Linked DNA regions of Homo sapiens: region 2 is linked to region 1. The links are chromatin contacts, found by Hi-C or POLR2A ChIA-PET in ENCODE. All regions are on one chromosome and are shown on one strand. The core of a region is the stretch at or near the end of the contact, and the rest is flanking DNA. Distances in the headings are between cores, read along the strand shown.

The links. A loop is a pair of places that touch in the nucleus more often than their neighbours do. ChIA-PET counts read pairs that join two places held with the same protein, here RNA polymerase II (POLR2A). Pooled maps may share reads with other maps.
Region 2: a loop to region 1 is called in a map of mammary epithelial cell, with 6 times the contacts of the local background. The contact joins two enhancer-like sites. A Hi-C loop is called at or near these places in 6 of 168 maps with a recorded cell type or tissue (Calu3, IMR-90, PC-3 and 3 more) and 2 of 50 pooled maps. POLR2A ChIA-PET finds 5 or more read pairs at or near these places in 5 of 52 experiments (A549, AG04450, MCF 10A and 2 more).

What each region holds. Positions count from the first base shown.
Region 1 is chr2:220,222,559-220,227,534 of GRCh38, reverse strand. All of the region lies in intron 2 of LOC105373893 (a long non-coding RNA gene), which reads right to left. Among named protein-coding and RNA genes, the nearest start is that of MIR4268, 320 kb to the right of the region's middle. Within about 2 kb of position 2,459, at least 3 of the 41 ENCODE cell types and tissues checked have a DNase peak (open chromatin) inside an H3K27ac peak, as active enhancers do; they include PC-3 and mammary epithelial cell, where a contact is called at or near this core.
Region 2 is chr2:220,276,658-220,281,633 of GRCh38, reverse strand. All of the region lies in intron 2 of LOC105373893 (a long non-coding RNA gene), which reads right to left. Among named protein-coding and RNA genes, the nearest start is that of MIR4268, 370 kb to the right of the region's middle. Within about 2 kb of position 2,178, at least 4 of the 41 ENCODE cell types and tissues checked have a DNase peak (open chromatin) inside an H3K27ac peak, as active enhancers do; they include PC-3 and mammary epithelial cell, where a contact is called at or near this core.

The DNA.
Region 1 (4,976 bases), core at 1,210-3,709:
TTAGCGTTTATTTACAGTGCGCATGCAAGAAATGGAATCCCAGACACATCTGATATTGGTCTTATTTAAACCTTTTATATCCCTACTAAATCTGAAAAGACTCAATGTTAGCCACACATAATGGAGGTAATCATGGAGTGTGATAAAATAAGTATTTGAAAACCACATGCAACTTTTAGGCTCAAATCCAGAACTATAAAATCCACCTAGAGACATAATGAGCCTGCCTCTTCTTCTTGAAGGGGTAAAAGTAGTATGGGGGAAACATGTCCTTATTCTTTCCCCACAGCTTGAGACACCTGAGCAGAGCCCCCAAATGGCTTGTAAGTACTTTATTGCAAAGGCCGCCCACAAGCACCATTTTGCTCCTTGGAGGGCAGCCATTTCTTATCCTTGGCAAAGTGTGAATTAGATGACTTTATGTCTCTATCTTGTATTTCTCCTGTCCTGTCCTGAAGCACTACTTCTCACATTGAGGAGTCCAGGACCGTAGGACATAGGCTTGTCCCAGCTCTCTTTCCCGCAGCTGGACTGCACTGCTCAGCTTTGATGTCCCTGAACCTTTTACCCCAACCTTTTCTAGGATAAAACCTTCCTGTTAAAGATCTCCTTTCTCTGGCAGGGACAAACTAATTTACAGTAAATCATCCTTCCCAGAGGTCTCCTTGAAAGTATGGCAAAGACAGTTCATGGTTCACAAAATATTTATGTTCCTCTTCATATATTGCACATTGTTACTAGAAAGTGCCAACCGGACATGACATTTCCCAGATCCCCTTGCAGTCTGGTGTGGTCATGTGACTGAGTTCTGGCCAATAAAATATAGACAAGAGTGATAAGTGCTGCTGTTAAGAAACCTTCCATGCAGCTCATGTTCCTTTCCCCATTCAGCTGACTGGGAGATAATCCCCAGGTGATCTGGCAAACCTCTCTTAACCTGAATTCCCTGAATTATTTAATGGAAGATAGCCATCCCATGTATTAATACATATTTTCCCTCCCAATGTGGTTAAAGAGCAAGAAATGCACATTTGGGTCTTTGTTTTTTAACTGTAGTTATACTACCCTAAATACTAGTTAATCCAGAGGAATCATTTCCTAACCAGAGAAACTGAATTAGGGGCAGATTTTCAAAGGTCAAAGAAACTTCCCATTTCCCTGCAAAATACCTAGTTCAAAAGTTACCTAAGAATAGAAGCATTTTAATAGCCCTCCAGGAAAGGTTTGTCATCAGTCAGAGACAGAAACACTTGTACATGGATGCCCACATGAGTGAGCCAGAGGCTCTGCGTTCTGGATTTCTTCCCACCCAAAGACATTCTTTCACCTAGTTCCTCGCTGTTCACACTACCAGTCATTTCTGAGCCTCAGATAATTTCAACAAGATTTCCCAGCATTTCCATTTAGAAATTCACTTATCAATAAAAATCTCTTGTCATAATCTTATCATTTGTTCATTCTTTTGTTCATTCATTCAAATAGTTATTAAGGACCCCAAATACTAAGCATTGAGCTAGGTATTGACTGAACACAGACAGCTTACTGTTCATGGTCCCAGTAGGTGGAGGAATCATCATGAGAACAGATAAGAGTTGTAAAATAATAAAATAGATAACAGGACAATGATCATCATGGAAAATTTATCGAGCACATGTTATGCACCAGACTGTGCTCAGAACTTGATATTCCTTATTTTATTTAATCATCACAGCATTTCGATCTCTATTTTATAGATAAAGAAATCAACGCTTGGCGTGGTGGCTCATGCCTGTAATCCTAGCCCTTTAGGGGGCCGAGGCTGGTGGATCACGAGGTCAAGAGATCGAGACCATCCTGGCCAACGTGGTGAAACCCCATCTCTACTAAAAATACAAAAATTAGCTGGGCATGGTGGCATATGCCTGTAGTCCCAGCTACTCGGGAGGCTGAGGTGGAAGAATTGCTTGAACCAGGAGGTGGAGGTTGCAGTGAGCCGAGATCATTCCACTGCACTCCAGCCTGGCAACACAGTGAGACTCTGTCTCAGAAACAAAAAGAAAGAAAGAAATCAAGACTCAGCAACATTAAGCAACATGCAGAAACTGCACAGATAACTAACAAGAATGGAATTTAATCCAAGTTCTATCTGATTCCAAAGTCATTTACTAACTGTATGCCTTTGGGCAAATTGGTTAAGCACCATAAATCACCATTTCTAATCTGAAATGCCATCTAGGTCCCAAGGAAAGTAATTTCTACTAAGAGTTAGATTGCATGGCTGGGATGTTTACACTCTCACTGCCCACAGTATTCTTTATGTACACTATGTGTAAAAATCTAGCCTCTTGAATAATTTGCTTCTGAAATGGCAGTGGGAGGTTGGGGGAGCTTAAATAAATATTTACAGTGTTTATATCATGGGAGAATTTTCCAAATGGTGTGCCTTGAAATGCCACTTGCTATTACACAAACTGAAACCCTCCAGTCAAGGCATCTCTAGACTTCATCTTTACATCATGAGCTAGTGATGACAAGGTGATCACCAATTATCACATGACCCAGAGGGCTCCTGTTTCCTGAGCCCACATGGGCATGACTATGGCTCTGGAAGGACCAGAAGAGAACATCTCCTGAGAAAGTCCCTGAGCTGTGCGATTCACCCTATCAGGAGCCCAGTGGGTGGCTTTGTTGCCACGTGTGTACTTGATGGGGTCCCTGTGCCCCACGTGCTTATTCAGGCTCAGCTGCGGGCTGAGAGCCAAGCATCCACTGGAGAAGTGGGAAATACACATTTGGAAGAGACACAGAAACTGTGCTGAAAAAAAGGGCCAGAGAGAAAAGCTGCTGGGCAATCAGGGAAAAAAGCCAATCTGTCCCTGTGGTCTAAGGACAAAGGCACGTCTGGGACTTTGTCTCCCAGGCTGCAGCCAGGAGTGGAGAAGTCATTCAGCTCACAGAGATGAACTAAAGTGGTCCTCCTTACAGGAGCAGTTATAGGAGTATAACCAAAACAACAACAAAAGTATTTTTTTTAATAAACCTATGACATCACTGCTATCTAAGAAGAGTGTAGTATAGTTTAAAAAAAAAAACCTTCTATTCTTTTCCTTTTTAAATCTTTCTTTTCAGCTGAGCTGGGTTGTAAGGTTGTTAAGAGTGGGACTTCTGGAGTCAGGCACCTAAGTTCAAATCGTTACTACTTCCTAGCTATGAGATGTTGGGCAAGTTTTTAAACCTCCGTAAACCTCAATTTCCTTGACTGTAAATGAGAGTAATAATTATACCTCCCTCCCAGGGTTAGCAACAATTAAGCACCTGGAATTTAGTTAATGCTCAAGCAACTTCAGATATTTGTATGGCAGAATTGGGATAGAAACTGAAGACATGAATTGCTCTTAAGTAGTAGCTCTCAAAAGTTTTAGTCTCAGGATCAATTTATACTCTTAAAATTATTGAGGATCCCATAGAGTATTTGTTTATGTAGATTATATATGTCAATATTTACCATATTTGAATTTAAAACTGTAAAAACTTTTATGTATAAATATAAACAAGCTCATTTAAAGAAAGATAAGTCCATTATGTTTATAGGACATCTTTTTATGAAAAATAACTATACTTTCCAAAACTAAATAAATAATTCCAAAAATAATTTTACACTAGATTTTTACACATACTGTACAAAAAGAATACTGTGGGCAGTGAGAGTGTAAAATTTCCAAAAATTCCAAAAATAAATAAATCATTTATTAAGAAGAGTGGCATTGTTGTACATTTTTTTCAAACCTCTTTATTGTCTACCTTAATAGTATCTGCTGGATTCTTATATCTGCTTCTGCATGCGATCAGTTGTGATGTATCAATTTCATTAACATATATGAAGAAAATCCAGCCTCATCCAGATGTTTTGTGTGAAAAGGGAAAAGTACTTTACTAGCCTTTTCAATTAATTGTGGATGCAACACTGCAGACTGCATGCACAGTCTGTGATGCAACATCAAAACTCTGCAAGTGGTGGTTTCTTAATATCTAGTTACAATGAATAATCCAAAACTATACCAATAAATTTACATTTGGATCTTTCACTTATGCATGACTTTGTAACATCATGCATTGATCACTTGGGAAGTGTGTCAACATTCATTGGTTCAACGCTCATTAATTGATTAAGAAAATAACAGCTCTGTGCACCTCAAGTTATATTAAGTTAATCTAATCGAGATCAGCCCTTAAAAATACATCTTCACCACCTAACAAGTCAAAGATTTATGAGAATGTTCTTATATGTTCTGACCTGACATCTTCCTGAAGAGGACTGGTGACACATACCCAATATTTTGCTACTCAAAGTAGTAAGCAGCTTCTTAGGAATGAGAAAGTCTGGCCCTACCCCACACCTTCTGAAAAAGAATCTACATTTTGACAAGACCTTCAGAGGATTTGTTTGCATGCCAAAGTTTGAAAAGCAAGGCCCTATTTATATACTGGGGAGAGGTTGGAGAACCATCTTCTTGATGCATAATGCTACCTAAAGAATTTCTTGTGTAAATCTGAAGATTACTTTGCATATTTGGAGTCAGTTTGGGTCTATAGGTAGTAATTACACAGACACACACACACGCACACTGAAAGAAAGGCATTATCCCTGCTCTGCAGAATTTTTCAGTCTAGTGAAGGACTGATGTGTTTCAAAAAGCAACCACCATTCATTGTGATGGTGCAATACTGTTTGTGGTTTCAGGTGTGAGAAAAGGGTAGAAGGCCGGGCACGGTGGCTCATGCCTGTATTCCCAGCACTTTGGGAGGCCAAGGCAGGTGGATTACCAGAGGCCAACATGGTGAAACCCCGTCTGTACTAAAAATACAAAAATTAGCCAGGCTGGATTACAGGTGGATGCCTGTAATCCCAGCTACTCAGAAGGTTGGGACAGGAGAATTGCTTGAACCCAGGAGGCGCAGGTTGCAGTGAGCCGAGATCACCCCATTGCACTCCAGCC
Region 2 (4,976 bases), core at 929-3,428, 54 kb before region 1:
ACTGGCTCCTGGTCCTTGATCTGTTCCATCTTCACATTTCTGTGCTCTTCTATAATGATATGGAACTCCACACAAGTTCATCTGTGTCCTCTTCCGTTCTATTAATTCCTGCCATGTATGCCCTTGAGACTCAGTCCCAGGAGGCCTCCCTTGGGAGATCATTCTCACTGAAACTTGCATGTGCCTCTATTGTAGCATGTGTCCTAGAGAATTCAAAGGGGAGTTTGCATTATTCACTACCATATCCTGGAACCCAGAAGAGTGTCTGGCACATAGTCAACTCCATAAATATTTGTTGAACAAATGAATGAAGGGATGCATGCATCTCTGTCTTACCTAGTGACAAAGGACAGTTTTTTTTATTTGTTTTTGTTTTTTGTTTTTTGAGACAGTCTCTCTCACTCTTTCGCCCAGGCTAGAGGGCAGTGGTGTGGTCTCGGCTCACTGCAAACTCTGCCTCCCAGGTTCAAGCAATTCTCCCGCCTCAGCCTCCTGAGTAATTGGAATTACAGGCATACATCACCACTCCCAGCTAAGTTTTTGTATTTTTAGTAAAGACAGGGTTTCACCATGTTGGCCTGGCTGGTCTCAAACTCCTGACCTCAGATGACCCACCCTCCTTGGCCTCCCAAAGTGCTGAGATTACAGGTGTGAGCCACCGCGCCCAGCCCAAGCACAGTATTTTTATACGTCATGTTCTCAGAGCCTGTTCCAGCACCTCACAGAGTAGGTGTCCAATAAAGATATCTTGAGTAGATAAACAGACCTAACCATGTAATGTGTCAGTGCGTTGTGATGGCAGATGCAGTGTGCAAAACAGAAAGGAAGAGGGAGAGAAGAAATAGGGATGTGCCAAACTCCAGCTTCACTCTTCCTATTGAAATATACATATCCCTGGGGAAGATTAATAGGCACATGCCTTAACAAAGGGTTATGAGGAGCAGGAAGGGTACATTTTATTTTCAAAACTAAATCTTTCTGGTTATACCCATATAGTATTTATATAGTAGATACTTCTAAGAAGCTCAAAGCACAGCCGTGTTTGGCACATTGGATTATGCATCAAACCACTCCTGTGTGGTTAGCTGATGGAGGTCATTTATTCATCTCATTTTCCCCTTGAAGGAAGCAAAGGCAAATTAAAGGAAAAGTTCTAAAGACTTGTCCAGAGGCGCTCAAACATGCAACAGTGGATCCAGAGTCCTTGCCACAGACCTTTGGAGCACATTTCCCCAAAAGGTTAGGTGCGTAAGTCTGGTATTAAGAAGCTCCAGCTGTCTATTATCTACTAATCAACAAAAGTTCATAGAGTCTTAGCTCTTTGGACAGTGTGGAATAAGCTGATAGATCCGTGCACTGTATGTAGGTGTTCCAACATATCCTATTGTTTGTAGGTAAAGAAAATTTTCAGTTAGGTTCAGTAAGGAGTGGTGTCAGGGAGTCACTCAGGTTTATAGTTCTTAAGTGTTTTAGCTATTTGTAATAAAATGCATCCTAGGACACTGACAGGGAGAGGCATCCAGAGAAAAATAAGATATGGTTTCTGACCTCATGGAGCAAAGAATCTAGTTGACTCATAGGATAATAGGCTAATACAATAATCTAGTTAAAGAATCTAGCTGACAAGACAAGTACTCAGGAAATGCTTAAATTTTAATGTGTAGCATTAGATGGCAGGTTTAATTAAATGAAATAAATAATGCATCATTTAGGGTTATGTTTGTTGCATGAAACAGTGACTGAAGTAGAAAAGAAACTTAGTGTAAGCACATGGAGTATCATGGGATAGAAAAGAAGGCTGAAGAGGCATGAAGCCTCAAAATGAATTAACAGTTCTTCGTGTCTTCCAAGATTCTACTCAAGATTCAAAGTCTCAGTAGAAAGAGTCCAGTGGGCTGGTCCCTTTGACCATACTGGGGCAATAATAGGAAGGATCTAATGGAAAAGAACTGTATGGATTTCTCAGCCTCTCACGTAGGAGGGCAGAGCCTCTGGGTTTATCATTTCTCTGCAACTCCACCCACTGAGTAATTCCCCCAAAGGCACTGAGGTGCTATCAGGAGGGAGGAATGCAAGAAGGGAGGCCAAAAGACGGCAAATGTTCTTTACCATGAAAGAAATTCAGCAAAGGGAGAAATCTCTGGACATGAATCAGAGAAGAATCATGGAGGAGGTGGGACTTGAGGTTGGTAGATGTGTTCCCAACACTTAATTAGATGGAGCAAGAAGAAAACTCATGACTAATACAGGAAGAGGTGAGGTTGGGACAGCAGATAATGCTGTCAAATAATAAAGTTCACTGGACTTAAATAATAATAATAAATACTTTTTTTTTTTTTTTTGAGACAGAGTCTCGCTCTGTCACCCAGGCTGGAGTGCAGTGGCTCAATCTCGGCTCACCACAAGCTCTGCCTCCCGGGTTCCCACCATTCTCCTGCCTCAGCCTCCCGAGTAGCTGGGACTACAGGCGCACGCCACCACACCTGGCTATTTTTTTTGTATTTTTAGTAGAGATGGGGTTTCACCGTGTTAGCCAGGATGGTCTCAATCTCCTGACCTCATGATCCACCCACCTCGGCCTCCCAAAGTGCTGGGATTACAGGCGTGAGCCACCGCTCCCAGCAATAATAAATACTTTGTGTGTGTGTCTGTGTGTGTGTGTGTCTGTGTGTGTGTGTCTGTGACAGAGTCTCGCTCTGTTGCCCAGGCTGGAATGCAGTGGCGCGATCTCAGCTCACGCAAGCTCCGCCTCCTGAGTTCAAGCAATTCTCCTGCCTCAGCCTCCCGAGTAGCTGGGATTATAGGCACGCATCACCATGCCCAGCTAATTTTTTGTGTTTCTTTAGTAGAGACGGGTTTTCACCATGCTGGCCAGGCTGGTCTCAAACTCCTGACCTCAAGTGATCTGCCCACCTCAGCCTCCCAAAGTGCTGGGATTATAGGCATGAGCCACTGAGCCTGGCCAATAAATACATTTTTAAAAAAAGAATGTACAAGTTTATTTGGTTGCCAGGCAAGAGAATATATTCCAATGAAGAAATGTACTGAACTAGGTTAAAGGTAAAAGTTGGGAATTTTAAGGTTGACTATTCTATATCCAAAATGCTTGCAATCAGAAGTGTTTCAGATTTTGGATCCTTTTAGATTTTGGAATATTTGCATTAGACTTGCTGATTGAGCAACCTAAATCCAAAAATCTAAAATCCTAAATGTTCCAATGAGCATATCCCTTGAGCATGATGTTAGTGCTCAAAACATTTTGGATTTTTGAGCATTTTAGTTTTTCATTTTTACATTTGGGATATTCAACCTGTATTCACAAATGAGTTGATAGTGGTTATGTCAAACTTGCTCTCTGCACAGTGTGGAACGAGCCAATAGAGCTGTGCAGTGTCCATGAGTGTTCCAACACGTCCTATTGTGTGTAGGTAAAGAAAGTTTTCAGTAAGGACTGATGTAAGGGAGTCACTCACATTCAAAGTTCTTTAGTTGTTTTAGCCAGTTGTAATAAAACACAGCATTCCATTTTGATATCTCTTGGGTAGGAGGAAAACTTTTAGAGTGCTTGGCTACAGTTTTAATCACATATAAGAATAATAATGTTTATATATGCATAACAAATAAACTTTAAACTTTAATGTTTACAAATTCTTTCACAAATGTTAACACAACTGGGCCTCACCAAACTTCTATGCCATATCTATGACCTCCGTTTCTGTTTTCATTTTACAGAAAAGAGCCAAGTTCAGAGAGGTAAATGATTTGCCCAAGATAGCAACCAGGGTCAGCCAACTAACTATGTATTTCTTTTTCCAAGTCATGCTTCACAAGGAGGCGGCAAAATATTACACCACATATGAATTTTAGTAATCCATGCTTTCCTAAGATCTAGATGAAATTAAATAACCTAATAAACATTTATATATATTTTCAAGATAAAGATAAAATTCCTCGGATTAAAAAACTAATAACAACAGCTCTTTTAATGGGAGAAAGAATCATGGAAAGCATGTGTCATCAGGTATCAAATATTTACTCAGTGCTTCACTTTGGGCAAACTCTCCTCCAAGACAAGCCAGGGCCCATGGCCAAGAACCTGGGGAAAAGCCTAGAGTCAGACTGGATGGAGAAATGAGAGAGAGGAATGACTGGCCTGCAACCAGAGTTTTAAGCACAAGGAATCCAAAGGATTTCATTGAAGGCAAAGCTGCAAACCAGAAGGAAGCAAGGGATTGAACCAAAATTTCTCTGCAAAAGCAGAAAAGGCAGAAAGAAATCAGAGAGTTACAAGACTGGAGCCAGAAACCTCAAGCAGAATGGTGGGAAAGAGGCTTTTGGAGGACAGGGAGTTTCCCAAGGCCTGCTGTAAAGAGAGAGAGATGTTGGAAAGAGGGGAAGAGGCTCCCAGAACCTGATAAAAGGGAGACATAAGAAAGCCCAAGAAGGAATCACCCTTAAATAGCTCTCAATCAAGCTGTAAAGATAAAACATAAACATTGAGGATACAGTTAATAGCACAGGACAATAAACCAATAACAAACTAAAGAAGTTAATGGGAGACACAGGAGGTCAGGAAAGGAGAAGACCATTCCAGGCTAGGTCTGCCTCCGAAAATTCCACCAAGGAATGACACAGACCTTGAGAAATGTGCTTATGGCCCATATCTCTTGCCAATTTGCTTCAAAATGCACTCCCAGGCTTAAAACTTATTTCTCAATTTATCACTCTTGGGGAGTGTAGCCCTGGCTCCCTTCATTTCTAGTTTTTCTATTCCTATGCTAGATGATTTTTCTGAAAGCCAGCCAAAGTATCAGATCACTCTGCCTTCATTTCACTGAATTTCAACAGACTTATACTGAGTACCTCCACTCTGCGCTTGGCACTGTACAATGTGTTGGACTTAGAGAAATTAATAAGGGACAGGCCCCTATCCTCAAGAAACTTGGAGTTATTCATTCAGGAAATACAGACATATA